Regions from separate parts of the Homo sapiens genome. Here region 1 is linked to region 2. A link is an interaction called in ENCODE POLR2A ChIA-PET data of the cell type or tissue named here. Cell type or tissue: PC-9. All regions are shown on one strand. Links, peaks and the distances in the headings refer to the core of each region. The heading gives the core; the rest is flanking DNA. Region 1 overlaps SFSWAP (splicing factor SWAP). Region 2 overlaps MMP17 (matrix metallopeptidase 17).

Evidence for each region. ChIA-PET counts read pairs that join two places held together with the same protein. Peaks named below come from ENCODE experiments on the same cell type or tissue, not always from the same donor. Only the 100,000 strongest peaks of a DNase experiment are listed, where the experiment ranks them.
Region 1: POLR2A ChIA-PET joins it to region 2 with 6 read pairs; 7 of 35 experiments call an interaction of 5 or more read pairs at or near these places.

The regions. Positions count from the first base shown.
Region 1 is chr12:131,777,577-131,789,670 of GRCh38, reverse strand. SFSWAP (splicing factor SWAP) reads right to left here. Exons shown (of 18, transcript NM_004592.4): 14 at 11,341-11,606; 15 at 3,083-3,208. Among named protein-coding and RNA genes, the nearest start is that of MMP17, 45 kb to the left of the region's middle. RefSeq lists enhancers at 1,809-2,309, 3,765-4,964. In PC-9, for the core only: no CTCF peak of the experiment used is centred there; a DNase peak (open chromatin) is centred at 5,490; H3K4me3 peaks cover 1,525 bases; H3K27ac peaks cover 2,592 bases.
Region 2 is chr12:131,829,015-131,841,108 of GRCh38, reverse strand. MMP17 (matrix metallopeptidase 17) reads right to left here. Exons shown (of 10, transcript NM_016155.7): 2 at 2,782-2,914; 3 at 2,368-2,497; 4 at 253-536. Among named protein-coding and RNA genes, the nearest start is that of MMP17, 6.7 kb to the right of the region's middle. RefSeq lists enhancers at 7,938-8,547, 10,380-10,989 and a silencer at 10,473-10,732. In PC-9, for the core only: CTCF peaks have their summits at 4,715 (motif pointing left), 6,973 and 7,179; a DNase peak (open chromatin) is centred at 5,764; H3K4me3 peaks cover 235 bases.

The DNA.
Region 1 (12,094 bases), core at 2,714-7,713, 51 kb after region 2:
GAGGGAGGGAGGGGAGTGGATGGGATGGGCGGGATGGGAAGGGGTGAGAGAGAGCAATGTGGCAAAATGTCAGCTCTTGTGGAACTGAGCTACAGATTTTATGCATATGGGTGTTTATTGTACACTTTTTTTTGAAAGAGAGGGTTTCACTCTGTTACCCAGGTGGGGGGTGCAGTGGCTATTCACAGGCACGATCACAGCCCACACTACAGCCTCCAACTCCTGAGCTCAAGTGATCCTGCTATCTTGGCCTCCAAGTGCTGGGATTATAGGTGTGAGCTACTGAATCTGGCCCCATTGTACTATTTTAAAAACTTGCCTATAAGTTAAAAAAGTTTCCAAGTGAGAAGTCAGTGAAAGAATCAGGCAATAATCAGTTTACAGAAATGACCCTTCAGGGCCGGGCATGGTGGTTTATGCCAGCACTTTGGGAGGCTGAGATAGGCAGACTGCTTGAGCTCAGGATTTTGAGACCATCCTGGGCAACATGGCAAAACCCTGTCTCTACTAAAAATACAAAAAATTAGCTGGGCATGGTTCCATGTGCCTGTAGTCTCAGCTACACAGGAGGCTGAGGTGGGAGGACGAGTTGAACCCAGGAGGTTGAGGCCGCAGTGAGCTGAGATTGTGCCACTGCACTCCAGCCAGCGCAATGGGAGTGAGACCCTATCTCAAATAAAAATAAAAAAGAAAAAGAAAAAAAGCAGCAAATCTCGGTAGTGGGCATTTCCCTGGGTTTGGTCTGGTGCTGTCACAGCATTAAAGTGACAGCAACTTGGTAGCTGAATTATGTGCACTAAGCCACAGCAAGGAAGTGGACGCCCGCTCTGAGACAGGGACACGGGCTGGCTGTAGGATTAATATAATGATTGCTAATAAAACATATTCTGTACCAGGCATGGGAGCTCATGTCTGCAATCCCAGTACTTTTGGAGGTTGAGGCAGGTTGATCACTCGAGGCCAGGAGCTTGAGAGCAGCCAGCCAGGCATGGTGGTGACAGCCTGTGGCCCCAGCAACTCAGGAGGCTGAGGTGGGAGGATGGCTTGAGCCCAGGAGGTAGAAGCTGCAGTGAGCTGTGATTACGCCACTGCACTCCAGCCTGGGAAACAGGGTGAGACCCTGTCTCAAAAAAAAAAAACGCCCCCAAAAGAAAACAAAACCAAACCCATATTCTGGATTTATAGACTAACTGGGGGCTTGTAATTAAGAATACAAAATTAACCAGTAATTACACACGTATTCACCTCTATTGAGTTCCTAGTGAATCACAGTTTAACACTCCGCAGACTTTGGTTTGCAGGTTTAATTCCGTCTGTCTGGGCACGGCAGCTCAGGGCTCAGCACTGCACTGAGTCTAACCCTTTGCTTCTCTTGTGTGACCTGTTAGTGCTCGGTGAGAATGTCAGCAGGTCACGCGAGTCTGGCGTCTGAGTGTGCTGGCTGGCCATCAGGACGCTGCTACTTCCAGATACAATCACTACTTGCTCACACGAGGTCTCTCTTAAAGCAAAGGTTAATGTGAAGGCAAAGCAAGGCCTCTTCTGTTGAGACGGAATTAATTTCTAACCATGCCCTTCACATATACCAAAGGTGATGGTGAATTTCTGATGTGAAATTACTTGTTTAAGGGATGGATGCTAACATTTTAATTTTCATCAGATTGTATGAGAGCAGACATGAATGCTCAGTGTAGGATTACTAAGGAACAAAATGTAATTTATAAACAGAGCCAGGTGTACATGAAACATTGCTGGTATCTATCCGCTTTATAGTTCCTTTGCTAATTTTTCTGTTTTAAGAAAAAAATCACATCTTGTCAACGGAGGGAACCGTGGTACTAGGCCAACCGCAGCACGGTCTTCTTGCCCAGGGTGCTGTGGGGAGGACCTGCTGTGGCTCTCTGCCTAGTGTGTGCCTTGTGGCTAGGCAGTGTGGGTGATGGCTGGGACCATCCGTCCCAGGAGCAGGAGGGTCCCAGTGTGTGGGTGATCCTGGCAATGTAAGGCTCGTCCTCTGGAAGGCTCTGGGACCCTGAGTGTCCTGACCCCCATGCACTTAGCAGTGCCGTGTTATGAAGCTCAAGGCTACGATGTGCAATGCTCCATCCTTCTCTGTGTAGCTCCAGACGCAGACACGGTCCACCCACACAGCCAGGAGGCTGCACGAACTCCACATGGGGACACAAAACAAGCTCCTTGTGCTTGGAAAGAGTGGAAATGCACGGCTGCCCCACGCAAGGCACTGGGTGGTGACATCAGTGGGTGAGAACCAGAGGAGGCGCTCGTGAGATGGCACCCCCACGGCCGAGAGGGTAGTGCTCACTGGCGGCACCAATGGAGGTGGCCGTCCACAGCTACTGGAAGCCGGGGTGAGCGGACAGATGGTGGACCTATTTCCTGAAGTGAAAGGTGGAACCTCTACTGAGTGCCAGGCACTGAGTGAGGGGTGAGCCCGTGGCACCCTGGGCTGTCAGAGGCCCTGCCAGGCACCACGGCTGGGGCTTCTACTTGATGAACATGAATGCTAACCTCCCTCCATCTCCTGCTCCAACCAAGACAGGCTCTCCTTAGTGGTCAAGAGGTAAGCGATGGATGCTCCCTGCCCTCTAGGCCCCAACAGGACTCTGTGGCCTCTCCTGGGAGCTCCAGCCTGGGCCGTAGTCACCGTCACACAGCAGCCAGGCAACCACAGTGACTGCCCTTGAGACCAGGAGGCTTTAGGACCGGAAGCTTGCATTTTCCTTCTGTTTGTGCCTTCCTGTCCTCTCCACCAGCAGGTAGAGGGGCAGCAGCTGCATGTGGACCCAGCCGAGGTACCAGCACAGTGGAAAGCTGGACACGAAGCCAGGCCGTGCAGAGCCCCGGTGGGTAAGTGACCCCCGCCCACCAGACACAGGAGCTCAGTGTGATCAAGTGTCAACAGTGATGGCCATGCCACTGGGGGTGGGGGGGTGGTGGGGGACTCAGCACCTCCCTCTGGTCATCCACAGCTCTGCTCACAGATACCCGACCTTCAGACGCCCTTTCCACCCAGGGAAACCTGGCCCACATCCAGCACCTGCGTGCACACCCAGTGGCCTACCTGGAGCGGGTCCGCTTCCTACTGGCCCCAGGGCTGCGGCTCACGCGGTAGGCAGTGGGCACACTCCTCTCTTCCCTCCGTCTCTCAGGGGAGTGGGCTCTCCTCCGAGGGGACCGGGAGCGGGACCTGGACAGGGGAGGAGGCAGTGTTCAGCTCTGTGGCCTGGCTGGCGGGACGTGTCATGCTTCCTACTGCCCTGGCAGAGATCAGGCCCCGTCTGCAGAGGCTGCTCCTCAGGGTGGTGCCTGTGTAGACCCTGAGGCTTCAGAGAACCCCTGCCACACTTCACTACTTTACCGACAACGAACTGAAACCCGAATCCAATCTCAGAGGCAGAGATGGTCTCTCTCCCGTTCCACACACTTATCGCACCAAGGACAAACTTTTAACCAACATGCAACTGGCGTGGAGGCTGGAGCTGCTTCACGTGGTCAATGGCAACCAATTCCCCATGAGCCACGGTCTGAGTATGCAGTTCATGACCACCTCAGGCTGGCGCTTCCTCTTCCTTCCTCCTGCCTCTGCCCATTTTATCTCCCTATACATTTCAGCTCATTGATGTTTCTACCAACATGAGGTAAGAAAAGGCAATCAAACTCCAGCGAGTCATGTCTACCTGTCTGAATACCGGCAGTAAGAAACCCAACGGTAATGAAGCTAGAGGCCTACCTGGAAATTTCTCCTGTTCACACTAATCTTACAGCCTCTCAGCACAGATACTCAGGAACAGGCTGTGGTGCGCTGGCATGAAGCCTGAAACCTTCAATCCAATTTGGAAATGCCAGTCTCACGACAGCTTCAGCTAACTTAAGTTTATGCGATTTCACAGATGCAAAGCCACCCATTAACACTGATTCCTCCTCCTCATGTGCCTGGAAAGGACTCGTCCCTCTCCTGTGGTGACATAATCCACACGCGGCCAAGGACCCTGAGACCCGCGCCCCTCCAGGGGTGATGCTCTTTAGTGGAGGCCCCTTAGCGATGAGTTTGGGACCTTCATTTTAGTTCTTTGTTCATTCAGTAAAGCTACTATTTTGGGAAGACCTGCAATGAGCACAAATCTGGAAAAAAAACACCATTTATTTCCATTTTGTTTCCATGACAACTCATTCAAAAACAATATAAAGAAGAGCGGTTTGATTTTGCCATTTGAAAAAGTTCTACGTTGAATCATTTTCATGACAATAAACCGCAAATGCCACAGGCTGTGCTTCTGCAGATCAGCTCGGGATCACTCAGACCCCGGCATCCTGGAGGGCCAGGAGTGGCTGCCCTTTAACGGACAGAATCGTTTTGATTTTTTCCCAGACCTTTCCTAAGATTTACAGAACAGATGATAAAGGCGAGGTCAGTTAGACACCTTGACGTTTTACCAGGTTTTCCCTCAAAAGAGCTCGCGGAGTCAAATCTGGTGGTGGTCGAGGCTGCCTGATAACTTCCTGGCTCGGCTGCCGCTGTCACTGACGCGCTGCTCTGACAGGGCTCCGCGCGCAGCGTCCCTGGGGAGGCTGTGACTCTGTGACACGGAGGCACACACTTCACATTCAGAATAAAAGGTGCTGGGCTGGGCGCTACCAGAACTCTGAAAAAAGCTCTGCTTATTCAAAGCTATAGCGGCTGGGGAATGCTTACACGTAGAATTCTACAATAAACTCAATAATCAGGAAAAATAAGTTAGTTTTTAAGGCCTGCAAATTCTTAACTTTGAAATACAATACCATTTTGTCATGGCTATTAGTAATAGAATTCTTTAAAGGGAAGTGGCTGTTACCAGTAGATTTTCAAGTTATCTGGGGAAAACGCCCATCTTAGAACGAGGGGCTACATACCATTAGACAATTCTCTAAGTTTGACTTTAGCTAAAGAAGCTTTAATGCTTTTTATTCTGTTAATTAGGCTTCTCATATTGACCCCACAACATGGTGCAAGAAACAGGAGTTCCATTTAATAAGCAAATCATCCGTATAATGTGACCAGGGGCCTTCTTAAAGATGAAATGGTCTGAATTAAACACTTGCAAGCATAACGTGACTCACAGTTTTTTTTTTTCCTCAAAAAAGCATAATGGTTTGCTTTCAAATAGAAACATAATGAGACTTTTTTCAATGATAACAGTCCAGAAATTTTATCTGAATGACAGTGGTCATATTCATAAATAGCCTCTTTTCTCCAACATTTAACCATTTCATCTACTCCACTTCCTCCATTCACGTCTCTACCCACGGCCTTTCTGTCACGGAATTCTCTGTGCAGATGACTCAGCATCAAGGTCTGGGCTCTACCAGCAGCTCCCGGGGCTGAATTTTCCTCAAGTTGAAACTGGATCTGATTTCACCTGCAATTCCTCCTCGTGTCCCAGCCCGGTGACAGCCACTGCAGCTCCCCTCCTTCCTGGACTGCTCAGTGCAGACACCCTCTGGTCTTATCTGTGTTTGGCTACAATTCACTTTGATTCACTTTGCAAGGGATGGAACGACGGTCCTCACCTTGGCATGATCAACACTACCACTTGGGGAACTGCAAGCATCTGGTTTCCCCCTTTAAGGGGCAGGATTAGGAGATGAGTCATCGCTTTTACGGATTTGCTATGCAATTTATTGTGGGTAAAAAGGGCAGTGAGGAGCCACAACTTTCAACCTAAAATAGAAACCCAGTGTGGCCTGAGTCCCTTCTGAATGCTAAACAAGACTCCTAAGAAAAGTCTTCCAAATCCCCAGTCTCCTTCACCAACCCCAAGTATTTAGGGAGCTAATTTCTACAAAGAATTATATATATATATATATATATATATATATAAAATGTTTTTTTTTGAGACGGAGTCTCACTCTGTTGCCCAGGATGGAGTGCAGTGGCGCGATCTTGGCTCACTGCAAGCACCGCCTCCCGGGTTCACGCCATTCTCCTGCCTCAGCTTCCTGAGCAGCTGGGACTATAGGCACCACCACGCCCGGCTAATTTTTTGTATTTTTAGTAGAGACGGGGTTTCACCGTGTTAGCCAGGATGGTCTCAACCTCATGATCCGTCTGCCTCAGCCTCCCAAAGTGCTGGGATTATAGGCGTGGGCCACCACGCCCGGCCAGAAATATATTTTTATCATATAGCTCTCTATACTGGAAGATATCTTAAAATGACAACATTCAAAGATCTATCTAGAACTCCCAGAAGCCCAGGCTAACTCTGAAGATGCATTTAGATAACTAAATGAACACAAGAGACTATCTTAGCAAAAGTTTTAAAAATAAACTTAGTTTCAAGCTGATACTTATTAAAATTTAATTTCAGGTTGTAAATGAACTACATGAGTACTTCTTCATTCCATTAACATAGAGAACCAGATACAATATCAAAATACAAATGAAAACAGACAATAAAAGTATTTTACTTTAATCTTTTTTTTTTTTTTTTTTTAGACGGAGTCTTGCTCTATTGCCCAGGCTGGAGAGCAGTGACACGATCTTGGCTCACTGCAATCTCCACCTCCCGGGTTCAAGCAATTCTCCTGCCTCAGCCTCCCGAGTAGCTGGGATTATAGGCGCACACCAACACGCCTGGCTGATTTTTGTATTTTTAGTAGAGATGGGGTTTTACCATGTTGGCCAGGCTGGCCTTAAACTCCTGACCTCAGGTGATCCACCTGCATCAGCCTCCTTAAGAGCCGGGATTATAGGCGTGAGCCACCGTGCCAGCCTCAATGTTGATGTAAAAGACACTAAATACTACCTTGTCGTAACTAGTATACTTTTTGAGAAGCAACATAGTGATTTTCCAAAACTAAAGATTCTTCCATGACTAATTTGCCTTTGGAGATCCAGAGTCGCCCATAACTTAGACATACTAAATACATGGGACTTCAACCACAGGAACAGTATAGCCATTAAATAAATATTCGTTGTGCTGTAAGAAGGCTTTCTAATCTTAACTTTCTGTATTTTATATAGAATTTTAGTAATTTAATATATAAAACAAAATACATTCCATGTAGCATCCTACCCAATTAGAAATATTAACAACTGCGGTATTCTACTGTGGGCTGGCAGCAGTCATGAAAAATGATCAATTAGGTCTGTTCAGGCCCAAGTGACAAGTCCGATCCATTCTGAGTGGAGGCTGCGTTTGTAACAGTTTATTCTATCTGATAACAACAGCATTAACACTTTCAATATTTTGGTTAAAATTTAGTTATCTTTTATACTCCAATAATTCATATTACTGAGGAGATCACCACCCCTCCCATTTCTAACTTGCATTTTAAAGCCACTTGGATCCCTGGAAATGATTATTGCTGGCAGAGCTTGGATGGAGGAGGCAGGTTTGCAGCCAGTTTAGAAAAATGCAATCCTACTAAATAAAACACGCACTCACTGTTCCCAGAAGAGCTGAGGCAGAATTCCACAAGAAAAGGTTATGGTGAGAAACCACCAGCTTCTTCTTCTTCTTGTTCTTTTGTCATAGAGAATATGTTGATCAGGCTAGATTCGATCTCCTGGGCTCAAGGAATCCTCCTGCCTCTGCCTCCCAAGCATCTGGGGCTTGACTAGCTTGTTTAACTTATGTCCTCAGACTCCAGAGACCACGGCACTGCCGGTCTCTGCACCCAGCTATGCCCTTGGCCCTGTGGAGGGGAACCAATGCCAGGGGCCAGCACCCACGGTAGAACTTGCTAGACAATCCAACACCTGGAAGGTTTTGTTTTATAATATTATTTTCATTTTATAATAAGCTTGCACTTTGCCTTCATATTTTGTCTCAGTTGCAAAATCAAATGCTTTTAAATCCCTTATTTAACTAAAATTAACTAGAAGTATGTAGATACTACCTCCTTGGCCATGGAGACTAATTAAAAATTGGAGTGTTCTGGAAACACTTTGCTCTGCTGACGCTGTAAAGTGTTTTAAACGTAGGTCGGATTAAAATTGGTAGCCTACCATCACGGTGGAAACCACACTCAGGTAACTTTTACCTTAATTTTTTCTTTTAACTGAAAGTTACAAACAAATGAGTAGGATTTTGCTTCTTGGACTTGTCAGCAGTGAATATATAAAAATAATATAGGCCGGGCGCGGTGGCTCACGCCTGTAATCCCAGCACTTTGGGAGGCCGAGGCGGGTGGATCATGAGGTCAGGAGATCGAGACCATCCTGGCTAACACGGTGAAACCCCGTCTCTACTAAAAATACAAAAAATTAGCCGGGCGAGGTGGCGGGCGCCTGTAGTCCCAGCTACTCGGGAGGCTGAGACAGGAGAATGGTGTGAACCCGGGAGGCAGAGCTTGCAGTGAGCAGAGATCGCGCCACTGCACTCCAGCCTAGGCGACAGCGAGACTCTGTCTCAAAAAAAAAAAAAAAAAAAAAAATAATAAGATATATTTGCATATGTGAAGTAATATGTAACTAAAGCTATTCTAAATTATTCAAAAATATGTAACTCTAAATCGATTCTAAAATAAATCATTCAAATAATATGTAAAATGACCTTTTCTACTATAGACCAGTCAACAAAAAGGATGTACAACTTAGAAACCTGAAATTCCAAGTGTTAGGTGAAGCCTTTCAGCTCTGAATATGCCAATGTGGGAAAAGCTGGGGGCCACGGCATCACCTGTCTTTAGAGGTGAATGGTAGGATACCCGGAAATATCAGACATCACATCCGCTGTGTTTGCAAAAACTCCCCACATGAAAGCTGAGCTAATTTCTTACGCTAAAGAAACACCATGAACAGCTCTTACAATGATCGGTCCCCCAAGGTTTGGGATTTAGGAAGGAATTATGCTTCCTTTTGAGCCTGTAGAAAAGGAAAATTGGGAAGAATTTTACTGAATGTGGTTACTAGGAGGGCTTGTTTATGCCTATCTTCAGCTATGTAATGTCGTAAGAAACATATTCAAGTGGGAAATTTTTTATTTTAATCATTTAATTGCATTTAGAGGCAAGGTCTCGCTCTGTCACCCAGGCTGGAGTGCAGTGGCGTGATCATAGCTCACTGCAGCCTCAAACTCCTGAGCTCAGCTCAAGCAATCCTTCCACCTCAGACTCTACGCTTGAGCTCAGGAGTTCAAAGCATCCACTGCCATGCCTGGCTAATTAAAAAAAAATATTTTGTAGAGATAGGTTTTCACTATGTTGCCAAAGCTAGTCTTGAACTCCAGGCCTCAAAGTGATCCTCTCATCTTGGCTTCCCAAAGCACTGGAATTTCAGGTGTGAGCCATTGTGCCTGGCCTCAAATGAGAAATTTTTAAAAAGCTTCGATATACAATACAAGTTCCTGGGAGCCTTCAAAAATTGAAGATATATTAGCAAAACTGTTCATTTGATTAGAAAATAGCAAGGTTTCTTTTTTGCGTGTATAAGGGTATGAAGTGATGAAACGTTTAAAACACTCGCAAAAATGTAGAGTGAAAGATCAAATTGATTTATCATGGAGTCAAATCCAATTTCACTGCAGAGGAGTGTAAATGCTTGTCAAACTTTAAGTGTTGGCCAGGGTAAAAATAAGGAAAGCAGGCTGGGCACAGTGGCTCACGCCTGTAACCCCAGCACTGTGGGAGGCTGAGGTGGGTGGGTCACCTGAGGTCAGGAGTTCGAGACCAGCCTGGCCAACATGGTGAAACCCAATCTCTACTAAAAAAACAAAATTAGCTGGGCGTGGTGGCACATGCCTGTAATCCCAGCTACTTGGGAGGCTGAGGCAGAAGAATCACTTGAACCTGGGAGGCAGAGGTTGCAGTGAGCCAAGATCGTGCCATTGCACTCCCACCTGGGAAACAAGAGCAAAAACTCCGTCTCTAAATAAATAAATGAATAAATAAATAAATAAGTAAAGAAAGCAAGCATATTGTTTTTAGGATATATTCAGAGAGGCAAATGTGTAAAATTACACTTAAAAAGCCCGTAAAGCTCCCAAGGCATGTGTATTTTTCCCACAGAAACATAAGAGCTAACACCAATTCCAGAAGAAAAACTAGATGAGCACAGTCAGTGCGGCGTTAGAGAAACCGAGGAGAGTCAGCCAGTGTTCAGCAGCGAACCCAAGGTGTAACGGGGTTCTGAAAACAGGGCAAGCTGTGCCAACCTCCTGTAGGTCAGCCACTGTTTTGTTTTTAAAAAGTGGTTTTCACCAAGATGTAAATTCTGTGACTCTTAAATGTTTTTACATTTTTAATTTCTGCTGCCAGAAATGTTAACCTGCTTTCTGAAAAACTGGCTCCTCATCAAGAAGGCCTTTGGTTTAATAGTGACTCCTGGAGGGAGGGTGGAGAGGAAACATTCTGCACCAGCGCCGCCCTCTTCACACACACCCACCCGCGCCGCCCTCTTCACACACACTCACCCGCGCCGCCCTCTTCACACACGCTCACCCGCGCCGCCCTCTTCACACACACTCATCCGCGCTGCCCTCTTCACACACACTCACCGTCGCTGCATCTCTGCACACACGCTCACCGGTGCCACACGAAGTGTGTGCAGAGTGTGGCACCGGTGAGTGTATGTGCAGAGTGCGGTGCCGGTGAGTGCGTGTGCAGAGCAGAGAATCCAAACCCAGAACCAGTGCTAAAGAGTTCTCCTGTCTTGCAACTTTACACATTTGAGACAAATTAGCATGGGAAACTTCACTTATACAAATAAAACAAAAGACCCCCAGCACACCACCCTGTGAATCTTTCACACAATCGGCAAATGTGGTAGGCTTGCTTCCAGGAACCATTAGAATTTAAACAAACCAATTTTTAAAAACCTGGCAGTAGTTTATGAACTTTGAAAAGTTAAGTATAGGCCTGCGCGGTGGCTTAGGCCTGTAATCCCAGCACTCTGGGAGGCCAAGGTGGGTGGATTACCTGAGGTCAGGAGTTTAAGACCAGCCTGGCCGACACGGTGAAACCCCGTCTCTACTAAAAATACAAAAATTAGCCAGGCGTGGTGGTGGGCACCTGTAATCCCAGCTACTCAGGAGGCTGAGGCAGGAGAATCACTTGAACCTGGGAAGCGGAGGTTGCAGTGAGCCAAGATCGCACCACTGCACTCTAGCCTGGGCAACAAGAACAAAACTCTGTCTCAAAAAAGAAAAAGTTAAGTATAAAACAAACAAAAATCTGAAAAAGATCTTACTTGGACTTGCAGGGCACACATGCACATGCATACACGCGTCTGCTTAATGAAAGCGGCACTGATTTTAAACGTTCTACCTAGCTCTACTGGGTGTCCTGTGAAGGACATGGGGGTCATGAGGGTACCAGAGGTGCTGCCCCCTTCACACCCACCTCGACCGCCGCACTGTCCGATAGGCACTGGGAAGAGAATGCTTTGCTTTTGAGTGTGATCTAGACCTGGACTTGGATGACGAATGGTACTTGGGAGAACGTGATCTTGTTCGAGATCTTTTTTTGTGCTTTTTCTTTTTCTTTTCTTTCTCTTCTTCTCTCGGTGGATCTTTGCTTTTGCTCGAAGGCCTATCGGGTGGTTTAACTTCTAAAGTAGGCAGAGGCCTGCCTCCAGTCAGTAGAGGGCAGGGCGTAGTGCTGGATTCCTAAGAATAAAAGGAAAATCTGGGTGTTAACAGGGAAAACAGAACATTGAAGATGTATATCTATAAAATTTCAACTTTGGGCCCCTCACACCAACAAACACAGCAACCATCTCTTAGAAAGTCTCCTCCTGTGGCTATCCAGAGTGACCTCCTTGTCACCTCCCAGGATGCAAAAGGAGAAAGTGAACCCTCTGGTTCCCGAGCATTTCCACAGGCAGCACTCTCTTCCCAGCCCCCAGGCTGTGGACAGCCGGAGCCAACAAGAGGAGCACAGTATTAGAGTATTAGAGATGCTACGCTGGGAAAAAATACGTTCCTTTTTAGTTCACCCATTGTGGAAGTCAGTGTGGCCATTCCTCAGGGATCTAGAACCAGAAATACCATTTGACCCAGCCATCCCATTACTGGGTATATACCCAAAGGATTGTAAATCATGCTGCTATAAAGACACATGCACACGTATGTTTATTGTGGCACTCTTCACAATA
Region 2 (12,094 bases), core at 3,040-8,039:
GCTGAGAACGTGATGAGGACAAGCTCGGCTCAGCCAGCGGTGTCCCTGCCCGACAGGCCAGCACCCAGCGAGGTCAGCCGGGCCGAGCACAGATGCTGTGAGATCGGCCTAGTGGGAAATGCCCAGCCGTGCTCAGGAGCAGCCGCGTGTGTTTTCAGCCGCAGGGTTGGGGATGGGGGGGCCATGGCTGCTCCTCAGCCTCACAGGCCGCTGGGGCTCCTGACTCTGCCCTGAGGGCTGCCCCAGACGCACCCGAGGAGCGGAAGGTCCAGGCCTCGTCATCGTCAAAGTGGGTGTCCCCGGCGGTGTGGTGGTGGCCGGGGAAGAAGGCGTGGGCCACGGTGCCGCCGGGGCCGTCGAAGGGGTAGCCGTCGTTATGGTCGGCCTTGGAGAAGTCGATCTGGATGTCGGCGGCGCTGCCCGCCACCTCGTGGAAGTTCAGGGGCGCAATGTCGCTCCAGACCTTGAGGGCGTAGTACATGAGTGCACGCACCGTGTCGTGCCCCAGTGGTGAGTCCCGTGGGAACGTCCGGACCCTGCAGGCAGGGGTCAGCCCAGAGTGAGTCACGGAGAACAGGCCACGTGCCCCAGGCCGAGGTTCCCTGAACGCCCCTCCTCAGCCCGGGGGTGCCCCTATGAGGGTCTCCCCCATCTTCCGCCTTCCTCCCCACGCCAGGAGTCATCCGATGCACTCACGGCGGTTCCAGTAGTTCACTGGGATAGATGACGGAGGGAGGGAAATGAGAGCCCAGGCAGGCTGAGACCCCCAGGCCACAGGCAAACGTCAGCTCCCGCGTGGAGCCATCAGCCCCAGGGCCCTCAACGGTGCGTCCCGTCTGCCCCATCCCCCTGCTCCCCACTGAAGGGGCTCTCTCGGTTCACCAGCCCTCACACTAGCCAGGGCCCATCTGAGATAGTTTTGACTCCGGGGGACAGCAGAAGGTGAGTGGGTCACATAGTGTCCCGCCAAATTCACGTCCATCCGGAACCTTAGAATATGACCTGGTTTGGAAATAGGGTTGGCTGGGTGTGGTGGCTCACACTTGTAACCCCAGCACTTTGGGAGGCCAGGGTGGGCAGATTGCTCGAGCTCAAGAGTTCAAGACCAGCCTGGTCAACATGGCAAAACCCTGTCTTTACTATTTTATTTTTATTTTTTTTCAGACAGAGTCTCACTATGTTTCCCAGGCTGGAGTGCCATGGCACAATCTTGGCTTACTGCAGCCTCCGCCTCCCAGGTTCAAGTGATTCTCCTGCCTCAGCCTCCCGAATAGCAGGGATTACAGGCACACATCACCATACCCAGCTAATTTTTGTATTTTTAGTAGAGACGGGGTCTCACCATGTTGGCCAGGCTGGTCTCGAACTCCTGACCTCAAATGATCCGCCCGCCTTGGCCTCCCAAAGTGCCATGATTACAGGCGTGAGCCACCATGCCCAGCCCTGTCTCTAGTAAAAATACAAAAAATTAGTTGGGCCTGGTGGCTCGTGCCTGTAATCCCACCTACTTGGGAGGCTGAGGCAGGAGAATTGCTTGAACCCAGGAGACAGAGGTTGTAGTGAGCCAAGATTGCAACACCGCCCCCCAGCCTGGGTGAAAGAGACTCTGTGTCAAAAAAAAGAAAAAAATTAGCTGGGTGTGGTCATATGCACCTGCAGTCCCAGCTACTCGGGAGGCGGAGGCAGGAGGATTGCTTGAGCCCAGGATGTCAGGGCCACAGTGAGCTGTGACTGCGCCACTGCACTCCAGCCTGGGTGACGAAGTGAGACCCTGTCTCAAAAAAAAAAAAAGAAATAGGGTCTTTGTGGATGTCATGAGGGGTTGACATGAGGTCACACTGGATCAGGGTGGGCCCTAAATCCGAGGAGCATCCTGGAGACACGGGAGAGGAGGCTGCGCGCGGACAGGGCAGGGTGGAGGCAGAGGCTGGTGATTCCATCGAGGGCTGCCAGCAACTGCACAGCTGGATAGAACCCTGGACAGATGCTCCCTCTACCTCCCCAGGGCACCATCCAGCCTACTCCTTTGCAGGGACTCCTGGCCTCCAGAGTGGGGAGAGAGCTCCTGCTGCTGTCTGAAGTACCCTGGTTTGTGGATATCTACAGCAGGCCCAGACACGGAGACATGGGGGCCCCACTCCTCACCCTGGCCACGCACCCGCCTCCACGGAGACCCCGTTCCCCACCCTGGCCACGCGCCCACCTCCACGGAGACCCTGTTCCTCACCCTGGCCACGCACCCGCCTCCACGGAGACCCCGTTCCCCACCCTGGCCACGCGCCCACCTCCACGGAGACCCCGTTCCTCACCCTGGCCACGCGCCCACCTCCACGGAGGCCCCGCTCCTCACCCTGGCCACACACCCACCTCCACGACAGGTTCCTCTTGTTCCACTTGGTGGGGGCTGGAGCCTGGCGTCTCCTGCGAGCCTGGGTCAGGACAGGGAGGTCTGGCAGGGAGCAGCGTGGGGTTTTCATCAGGGCCAGGGTGGCCTCGTCTGCAGGGAAAGCATGGAGCTCAGAGCCTAGCCCAGCTCACTCCCCACCCTAGGATCCCGAGCATCCGCAAGGGTGGGAGCCCTGACTCTGGCACCAGCCTCCGAGCCGCCCCCTCCTCCCACGTCATCTTTGGGGGACCAGCCCCAGGCTCTGAGCTACACCAGGCCAGGACCCAGGTTCATTCAAGCATAAGACGGGACTGTGCCTGATCAGAGGGGGCATGGCCGACGGGCGCAGACCTGACGGGGGCCACGGCGCTCCCGCTGCCCCCTGGAGAACTGACCCAGGATGCCGGTGGCCTCCAGGCCACCAAACTGCTGCATGGCTGTGATGGCCTTAGACAGCTCCTCTTGCGTCTGCAGCTGCCCTGTTGTGGGGTCAGCCGGGGGCAGGTAACCGAACCTGCTTAGCCACTCCTGAGGGCAGAGAGCAGGGTGAGGGGGTGCAACAGAGGGCCCGGTCCTACCCAGTGAGAAGCCTGCCACGGGCCACCACTGCTTCCGGGCAGGCCCCCTCCCAGCCCCCTATCTGCCCACAAGGCACCTCTTGTCTCTTCCCTGGGCAGCTGCCGGAAAAGTGTCTTAATAAACCTGATGTCCCTGGCCGGGTGCTGTGGCTCACGCCTGTAATCCCAGCAGTTTGGGAGGCCGAGGCAGGCGGATCATGAGGTCAGGAGATGGAGACCATCCTAGCTAATATGGTGAAACCCCGTCTCTACTAAAAATACAAAAAATTAGCCGGGTGTGGTGGCAGGTGCCTGTAGTCCCAGCTACTCGGGAGGCTGAGGCAGGAGAGTGGTGGGAACCCAGGAGGCGGAGCTTGCAGTGAGCCGAGATCGTGCCACTGCACTCCAGCCTGGGCGACAGAGCAAGACTCCATCTAAAAAATGAATAAATAAATAAATCTGATGTCCCTTAGATGGTGTGAGCTTGTGCCGTGCACGACCTGTACAACCACTCATGGCAACCCTGCCCCACCCCACGCCTCCTGAGACCGCAAAATGCTAGGGAACCTTCAAAAGGCTCTTAAATGTGGCCAGTGTCAAATGCAGGCTCTCAGCTGACTTGTGACAGGGAAGTCTAGCATCCAAGGTCTGGGACCCCAGCTGAGAAAGGCTGTGGCTCAGACACCAGTTTAAGGAATTGGGCCATGCTGTACATTCATGGGGGAGATAAGAGCCCAGGCTTGGCCGGTGCTGTGGCTTATGCCTGAGATCCCAGCACTTTGGGAGGCTGAGGCGGGAGGATCGTTTGAGCACAGGAGTTGCAGACTGTGTCTGCAACAGAGCGAGACCCTGTCTCAGAAACAAAAGCCAGGTTCCAGCCAGGCTGCCTAGGTTCAAATCCCACTCAGCCACCTCCCCGCTGTGTGCCTGGGGCAAGGCAGTCCACCCCTCTGGGCTCCTTCCTCAGAGTCCTTGGCAGGCTGGTGATGAGGACGTGAGCCAGGACGTGGAAAATGTTCACACCAGCACCTGGCGCAGGGGACAGCTCTGCTCTGAAGGGCCCACTGGGGTGGGTGCAAGGCTACCCACACCGGAGCTGAGTAGGAGCAGGAATGAGGGCAGCCCTTTAACCTGGGCATAAATCAAGCCCTGGCCCCATGCCCCAGTCATCTCTGCTACCCTGGAGGGGCCCTGGGGACAGGGGGGCCTGGATGCCATCTGTGGGGACCTGGGTGCCATCGTGGGGACCTGGGGATGGCAGGCCTGGGTGCCATCTGTGGGGGCTACCTCCACCCCTAGCTTCAGTTTCTTCAACCGCCAAATGGCGCCTGTGCCCACTTGCAGGCTGCCATGAAGCTGCTGCTCTGCCCTGTGGATACTCGCCAGCCCAGGGAACCACAGCAGGGGTGAGGCGGGCTCCAGAAAGGTACAAGCCAGGGGTGATGTGCTGGGGGCTCTGCCCTGCCTGCAAACCTGTCTTTTTTTTTTTCTCTGGACATTTAGAAAATGCTTGTGAATCGCTATTATTTACCACCTCTCATGTATTCATTGGCCAAATCATATGAAAGTGCCCATTTTTGACCATTTCTGATTTAAAATAAATACTAGTAGTTTCATGTGGCTTAACCTAAAAAAATGCATAAATGAAAAAAACATAACTTTTTAAAGAAATCCTAAAAAAAAAAAAAAGGAAAAAGAAAAAAGAAAATGCTTGTGACTCATTTATGCCACCTGCTGGGCCTCCAGGTTCTGGTCTGCAGGAGCTGGTGATGGGGTGGTCCTGGCCAACCCTCCTGCCCACCAGCAGGCAGTGCTCAGAGGAATGAGGCACCACCATCCTGGAAGTCCCAGGGGCATCAGCAACAGGCCGTGCTGGCCAGGAGGGGCCTCACAAGACACTACATGGGATCTGCACACCCCGAGATCCCCCTTCCAGGAAGCACTGAGTCCTTCCCGGGGCCCCCCTCTGTGCCTTTACCCCCTTTCCAAACCCTACTGACCCAGCCCAGCCCCTCAGCCCCTTGGGGAAGCCAAGAGTGTGTACAGAACTGGGGGCCCCTCCAAAGCTATAGGCACGACAGGACGTCAAAGTGGACGTTCATGACTGGGGTGGGCAGCTTCTCTGGAGGGGCCTTGGGGGTGACAGCCTTGGCCTTGACAAGCTGGCCTCCCACTTCCGCCCTGACCTCCAGGGTGTGGGGATCTTTGGCCCCGAGCATCCGGTCCCACACTACCTTGCACCTGCAGGGTTTACTGAGGGTGTCCCATGATCAGTCACCGCTGTAGGTGCTGGAGATGCCCATCAGCACATTCTGCACTTTTTAGTCCTTTGTTAAGATCACAGCTCAACAGGGCCACTGTGCCTCATGGTTACAATAGCCTGTCACCTCCTCCAGGAAGCACTCTGGAGTTTCCTCACATCATCTATGATATTGGATGATGACCCCCTGCCCCCTCACCAGGGAAGGGTCCACACAGGCAGGTGCCTTTCCCACCCAGGCCAGCTGCTGCCTGGGTTGGGCCAGCAGGTGCTGAGACCCCTTGGGAGGACAACTCACCCCCCAGCCTTCCCGTCTATAAGCTGAGGTCATGGCTGGTAGCTGCACTGAGTGGCCCATTTACTCTGTGGGGTTCACGGTGGCGGTTTGGGGCACCCCCCACTCTGGTCCCCAGGGAGCTGGGCAGCCTGGCCACGAGGCCACATGCATTTCAGGAAAGTGGAGCCGGGCCTGGCAGGCAGCACTCCCAGTGGCTGTGGAATGTTGCCCAATGTTTGGAAGCAGGTGGTTTAGTTGCAGGTGTGAGCGGCCAGCCTGCTTCAACTCATAGAACCAGGGCCCCAGCACCAGCCCGGGACAGGCAGCCCCGCCCATGATAAACAGGCACTGTCGCCTGTGGCCCCAGAGGCACTGGAATTTGAGCATAGAATGGCATCGAATCTTGGGGGGTGGTGGGTCTGTGGGGCAGGGCTGGTGGGTGCCTCCTACCTAACACGAGTTTGTGCTCAGGGGGCTGTGCCCCAAATCTCAGGCTAGGCATCCTGGGAGGGGCCGTCTTGGGGGCTGGAGTGAGAGGGTGGGAACCACTTCCTAGTTTGCCAGGGACACCCCAACAGAACAAGCCTTGCAGGTTTGGGAGCCACCAGCCTTCGGGTGGACACAGGTAGAAGTGGCCACCTGCCCCAGGGGGCCTCCTGAGCCCACGAGGCGCCCTCGCCCAGCCCTGACCTGTCCTGTGCTCCCAGTGTGGGTGGAGGCGCGGCTGTGGGGAGGCCTGAGCCTGCAGGGAAGAGGCGGCAGGCAGCTCACCAGGCAGCTCAGGTCCATCTGGGAGGGGGCGGCTGATTCCTGGCTAGGGCTTGGAAATGTTGACCCAGGCTAATGGGGTGGTGGTGGTGGCAAGGTGGGCTTGTTAGCTAAGGGGAGTAGGGGTTAACCAGGCCTGGAGCACAGTCCTGGGGCAAACCCCCCCACTGCAGCCAGCAGCTCAGGGCAAATGTGGCTGCCCCTCCCCACCCCTCCTCTCCCGCCAGGCCTCTACCCTGACCCACTCCCACCCACAGTGGGTAGGGGGATGCCTGCTGTAGGATGGCCGCTGGGGTGGGGGCCCAGACTCCCCGCTCCAGGTGTCCCCCTCCCTGCCCCCTGCCCCCAGTACCTACAGAGCCTGTGGATCCCACGCAGGCAGGGGGGCGTCTGATCCTGGGAACCTGCTACCTGCCCCCCTCCACGCCCACCCGCCGCCTGGTCCTCCCTCTGCTGTCGCCACGGAGACCGCTGTCTCCAGGGCAACAGAGGCTGTGGCGGGCGGGTGCTGCAGCAGCAGCAGGGTGAACCTTCCAGAAGGCCACTGGGGAGGGGGAGGGGCTGCCGGGAGGAGGGAGGAGGCGGGAGGGGGCTGCCAGGAGCTCCAGGGAGCCCCAACCCACGGCAGCCACCCCCTGGCTGATGCTGATTTCTGGAGCTGCCTAGGAGAGGCGGCCGCTCTCCTGCTCCTCCCATGGGCTGGGCCATTACCAAAGATGGGGACACAGAGGCCAGAGGCAGAGCCCTGCCCTGGGGGGCACAGGCAGGAAGTGGGCACCCACAGCCCCTGACTCTGACGCAGATGCAGGCAGCTGCCCAGGCCCACTCTGGATTCACCGTTCAGCCATGCTTGTTGTCTGACACAATGCGTATCTGTTTCCAGCCTTAAGAGGGCGTAATGCACACAGCACAGAATTCCCTTTGACGGTTTTTAGGGAATTTATGGTTTTTGGGGAGTTTATGGAGTGCAGGCCCCGTCCCCGGGCTTTGGGTTGCACTGATTGGTTGTAACGGCCCCTCCCGCCCAGGGCACCCTGGCTGGCGGGTGCATGTGTGGCCTTGCTGTGCCATGGTGGTGGCGCCTGGGCCTGGCCCCTGCAGATGAATGAGGGCCCGACCCCCATACTCATCTGTGACCCAACCTGCATGGGGCCTGGGGGCAGGGAGAGCAGGTGTCATCAGCCCCATTTTACAGATGAGAAAACTAAGGCTCAGAGAGTGTGGATAACCTGTCCACGGTCACACAGCACACGGTCAGTGATGGAGCTGTGGTGTGGTCCCAGCAACCACGTCTGACCCACTCAGCCATGCGGGGTTCCCCTGCACCGGCCTCCTCTGGGGGCTGACCCTCGGTTGGAGTGACCCCCTTGCTCCAGCCTCTTCCGCAGGGACACTGCCAGATCCCCTGAATCCGTCTGTCTGAGCAACTGGGGAGAGACTGAGACCGCGGGACCCCATCCCACTGCCCACAGGGGAAGACGGGATCGTGAGGAAGATAAATAGCAAACACCTGAACACATACACGCGTCTCAGGCGGTCATTATGTCCTGAACAGTAATAACTGCTCTATTCGATCCTAACAGCCAACAGTTATCCAGCACTACCCAACCATGCCCACGTCATTCGTGCCCATGTCCCTCAGGCACTGCAAGGCTGGGGGTGGTCCCTGCTGGAGGGTGCCTGGCACAAAGCAGGTGCTCACAGGCAACTGAGGGTTAACCTTATGAAGTGGGTGTTCTTATTACTCCCAGTTTACAGATGAGAACACGGAGGCACAGGGAGTTCGGACATGTATCCTCAGCTCAGCCCAGGCTGTTGGCTTCCGGGTCTCCGCCTGTGACCACTGTGCTGTGTGGGGGTGAGGGATGGGCTGGAGGGCTGATGAAATGGGTGCTCAGGGAACATCCTGGGGGACACGGAAGGAGCTGTCCAGGTGATGCGTGGGGCGGTGCTCACATGCTCACGGTGGTGGGGACAGCAAGTGCAAAGGCCCTTTGGCAGGGAAAACACACAGCGCAGAGGAGCGGGTGTGACAGAGTCAGGGGGCGGGGTGGAGAAGGAGGTGGGCCAGATCGCGTGGAGCCCTTGGGGCCAACATGAGGAGGGGACTTGCTTATTACTGCAGGGTCCACAGGGGAAGCCAGGCTCCACACCCCGTCCTGTCCCTGCCGTCCTGTCCCACTCAGACGGTGCCCAGGAGGGCCCGAATCCCAGAGGCGGGTGCCCAGGAGGGCCCGAATCCCAGAGGCGGGTGCCCAGGAGGCTCCCACCCACTGCGTGACAGAAACGCCGCCCTGCATGCGTCTGACACCTGCCCTGCGTCCACAGCCAGGGCAAGCGTCCCACGGGATCTGCTGCCAACAAGGAGGCAAACTCACGCATGCGCAAAGTGCCCCTGGAACCCCCAGGAAGACACTGTGTCAGGGAACACCCTGCAGTGCCCCCAGATCCTCTCCAGCCTTCCCCCTTCCCGTTCCCCCACAAGATCCTCTCCAGCCTTCCCCCTTCCCATCCCCCTCCCGGATCCTCTCCAGCCTTCCCCGTTCCCGTCCCCCCGATCCTCTCCAGCCTTCCCCCTTCCCGTCCCCCCCAGATCCTCTCCAGCCTTCCCCCTTCCCTTCCCCTCCAGATCCTCTCCAGCCTTCCCCCTTCCCGTCCCCCCCAGATCCTCTCCAGCCTTCCCCCTTCCCTTCCCCCCCAGATCCTCTCCAGCCTTCCCCCTTCCCGTCCCCCCCCAGATCCTCTCCAGCCTTCCCCCTTCCCGTCCCCCCCAGATCCTCTCCAGCCTTCCCCCTTCCCTTCCCCCCGCAGATCCTCTCCAGCCTTCCCCCTTCCGGTCCCTCCCCATCCTCTCCAGCCTTCCCCCTTCCCGTCACCCCCCAGATCCTCTCCAGCCTTCCCCCTTCCGGTCCCTCCCCCAGATCCTCTCCAGCCTTCCCCCTTCCCATCTCCCCCCAGATCCTCTCCAGCCTTCCCCCTTCCGGTCCCCCCACGCCGATCCTCTCCAGCCTTCCCCCTTCCCGTCCCCCCCCAGATCCTCTCCAGCCTTCCCCCTTCCTGTCCCTGAACCATCGGAAGCACCTCCGCTGATCGCACGGCAGCCTGTCCTCACTGGCCCCATTGCGCAGACAGGGAGACTGAGGCCCGGCACTTAGTTGGGTGGCAAAGCCCACGTCCAAGGCAAACAACATCCCCGGAGCCATGAAGACGGCTGTCAGAAGGGGACCGCGGAGCAAGGGACAGTCAGACGTCTCTCATGGCGAAATCAGGCCATGGTCTAACCCTCCTGCCTGTCTTGGTTTTGGCTGGGGGTGCTCGCCTGAAGCTCTGGGAGCAGCTGCAGGGTGAGAGGGGACACCCTGGCCCCAGCCAGGGCGATGACAAGGTCCTGAGGGCCAGGAACCCAGAGGCCACCGGCAGAAGCCAGGACATGGAGGGCGGCTGCCACCTGGCACCATCTGGCCCAGCATCCCACAACCTCAGCAGTACCCCCCACCTGCCCCGCCCCACCCCACCTCCTACAGAAGATCAAGGGAGCTGCCACTGTGCCGTGGGCGCGGTGATGACAGCCACAGGCTGTGCTGCCGAGAGGAGAAATGGAGCAGAAACTTTAGAGCAGCTTGTCAAAATCTGCCACCACACAACTGCCACCCAGGACCCAGATCCCGAGACACTCTCGCCGCGAGTCCGGGAAGTTCTGGCCAGAAGCAGGCTGCAGGCCGAGCCTGGCTTAACCAGGTGAATAGACGGGCGGCTCCGGCACAGACACTCCAGATAGCGTGCGAAGCTGCAATCGCACGGCCCACGGTGCCACCGTGCAAAAATAAGGCACGGAGAGCCGCGTCCCATCCGTGCCCAGGAACCAGGGGCGGGAGGGAGGCGGACGCCTGTGGAGACCCTGGGCTGCTCGCTGTATGTCGTACTCAAAACACAGAAAGACAAAAAACTCAGGCCCACAAGGACAAGCAGCCCCGCCAAGGACCCCCGGGGGGACAGTGCGCTCTTTTGTCCCCGCCGGGGGCTCCTGAAAGCCCGGCTCCGCAGCCCAGCAGCCTGAATCCCGGCCTTGTTCACGTGCATACGGGGGGCGCTCCGGGGCGGGCCCTCCCCTCCAGCCCCGGCTCCAGCCCTGCTGGGTGCAGCTCTGTCTGCAGCTCTGAGACAAAGGAGCACTTCTCGTCCCTGGCGCCCAGACCTGAATATCAGTCCACTCCGGGAGCGCCTCCGGCGAGCGGGCGGAGGAGGAGTCCCCGCTCCCGCCCAGATCCCGGCCTCCTCGTCCCTCCCCGCGGGGAAGCCGCCCGCCCCTGGGCCTGAGCTCGGCCCGCGGTTCCCCGAGGGCCAGCAGAGGACGCCCCGCACCGCCAGTGTGAGCAGGAAGCCGCGGCAGGACGGAGGCTCCACGCCAGGCCGGGCCCGACACGGAGCGGGGCTCCAGGCAGGGGGCTGCCCGCAGCGTCCTCCCTCTCCGGCTGGACACCGGGGCCCCACTCACTGCCCCCGGCCAGGCTGGGGAGCCACATCCTCCGCTCGGTGCTGTCGCAGGGCGCGGGGCGGGTGACCCCCGGGGTGCCAGGAGAGACCGAGGCGCAGGTACCAGCCGAGAGGAGGGCGCCTGACCCACTCTCTCCGGGCAGGGGGGCAGGTGGGTGGCGAGAAACTTCCAAACCGCACTGGGTCTGATCAGCCAACATGGCTCGGCCGGGGGTCCATCCTCCTGAGTGTGTGGGCCCCACCTTGAGTCCTTCCCTGGCATTGCCCCGGCCCCTTCTGCGGCACCCTCGGACCTGGAAGGCGGGCCTGGGTTCACCTCCCTCCACAGCTGGAGACCCCAGGCCCCCAGGGCGTGATTCTCAGTGGGGGATCCGGGAGATCCGCACCTACAAAAGGGTCTTGAGGAGGTGGAGGGGGGCACCCCAAGTTCACAGGCTGCCTGGCTGGAAGGAAGCCACTGTGGGGACCTGCAGGCACCTGGACGCGGGCAGCAGGGACAGTGGCCAGCACCCTCCCAGATGGCTTCGGGGCCTGGGGCAAACGGTGGCCAAATCGGCTTCCCATCCAGACCCCCTGGCCAAGTCCTGCCAACCACAGGGGCTGCGGGTGCCACCCAAGTGGCCCCTCCATATGCCTCGACTGCCTGAAATACACCTGCGCTGACTTGCTTGGACCCCAAGGTTTTGGAGCTCCTGAATGTCCACTGCGCTGGGCGAGGGGCCCTGCCAGGACCCCACTGGGAGACTGTCCGCGGACGAGGGCCAGGCCGAGTACTTGTGTGGGGCGGGGAGGCCTCGGCTCCTGGCCCGACTCCCTGGGTAGGAGTCCATTGAAGGCAGCGGTGGGGCAGGAGCCTCAGAAGGAACCAACGAACCCAGCGGGAGTTCACCCGGCCGCCCCAGCGGGGGGGCGCTGACCCCACGACGTGTGCTCTAAATCTTCCGGGTCCACAGGAGACGCGAGTCCCGGCTGCGGAACAGGGGAGGGGGCTGTAGGAAGAGGCCACGTCGCTGCCCCCAGGCAGGGTTTCTAAGCTGAGCTGGGGACAGCTACTGGGTGTGGAGTGAGGAAGGCTCTCCCCGCGCCCCCGGCTCAGCACTGTACCAGGGCAAGGCAGGGCCAGCCTGGCCGACCTGGGGTGGAGGGGAAGGAGGCTGAGGGCCAGGTCCTTGTCCAGTGGGGAGCTGGGGGCCAGCATCCCTGTGCCCCCAACACCCTCAACCGAGCAAACTCGGGGGCTCAAGGCTTTCGGGGTGCCCCCACTCCGTAGCCCCTGCCCTTCCTCGCTTTGTGGGTGCGTGCTCCTGCCCCCGCCACTCCCACCCGGAACGCACGCAGCGCGCAGAGCTCGG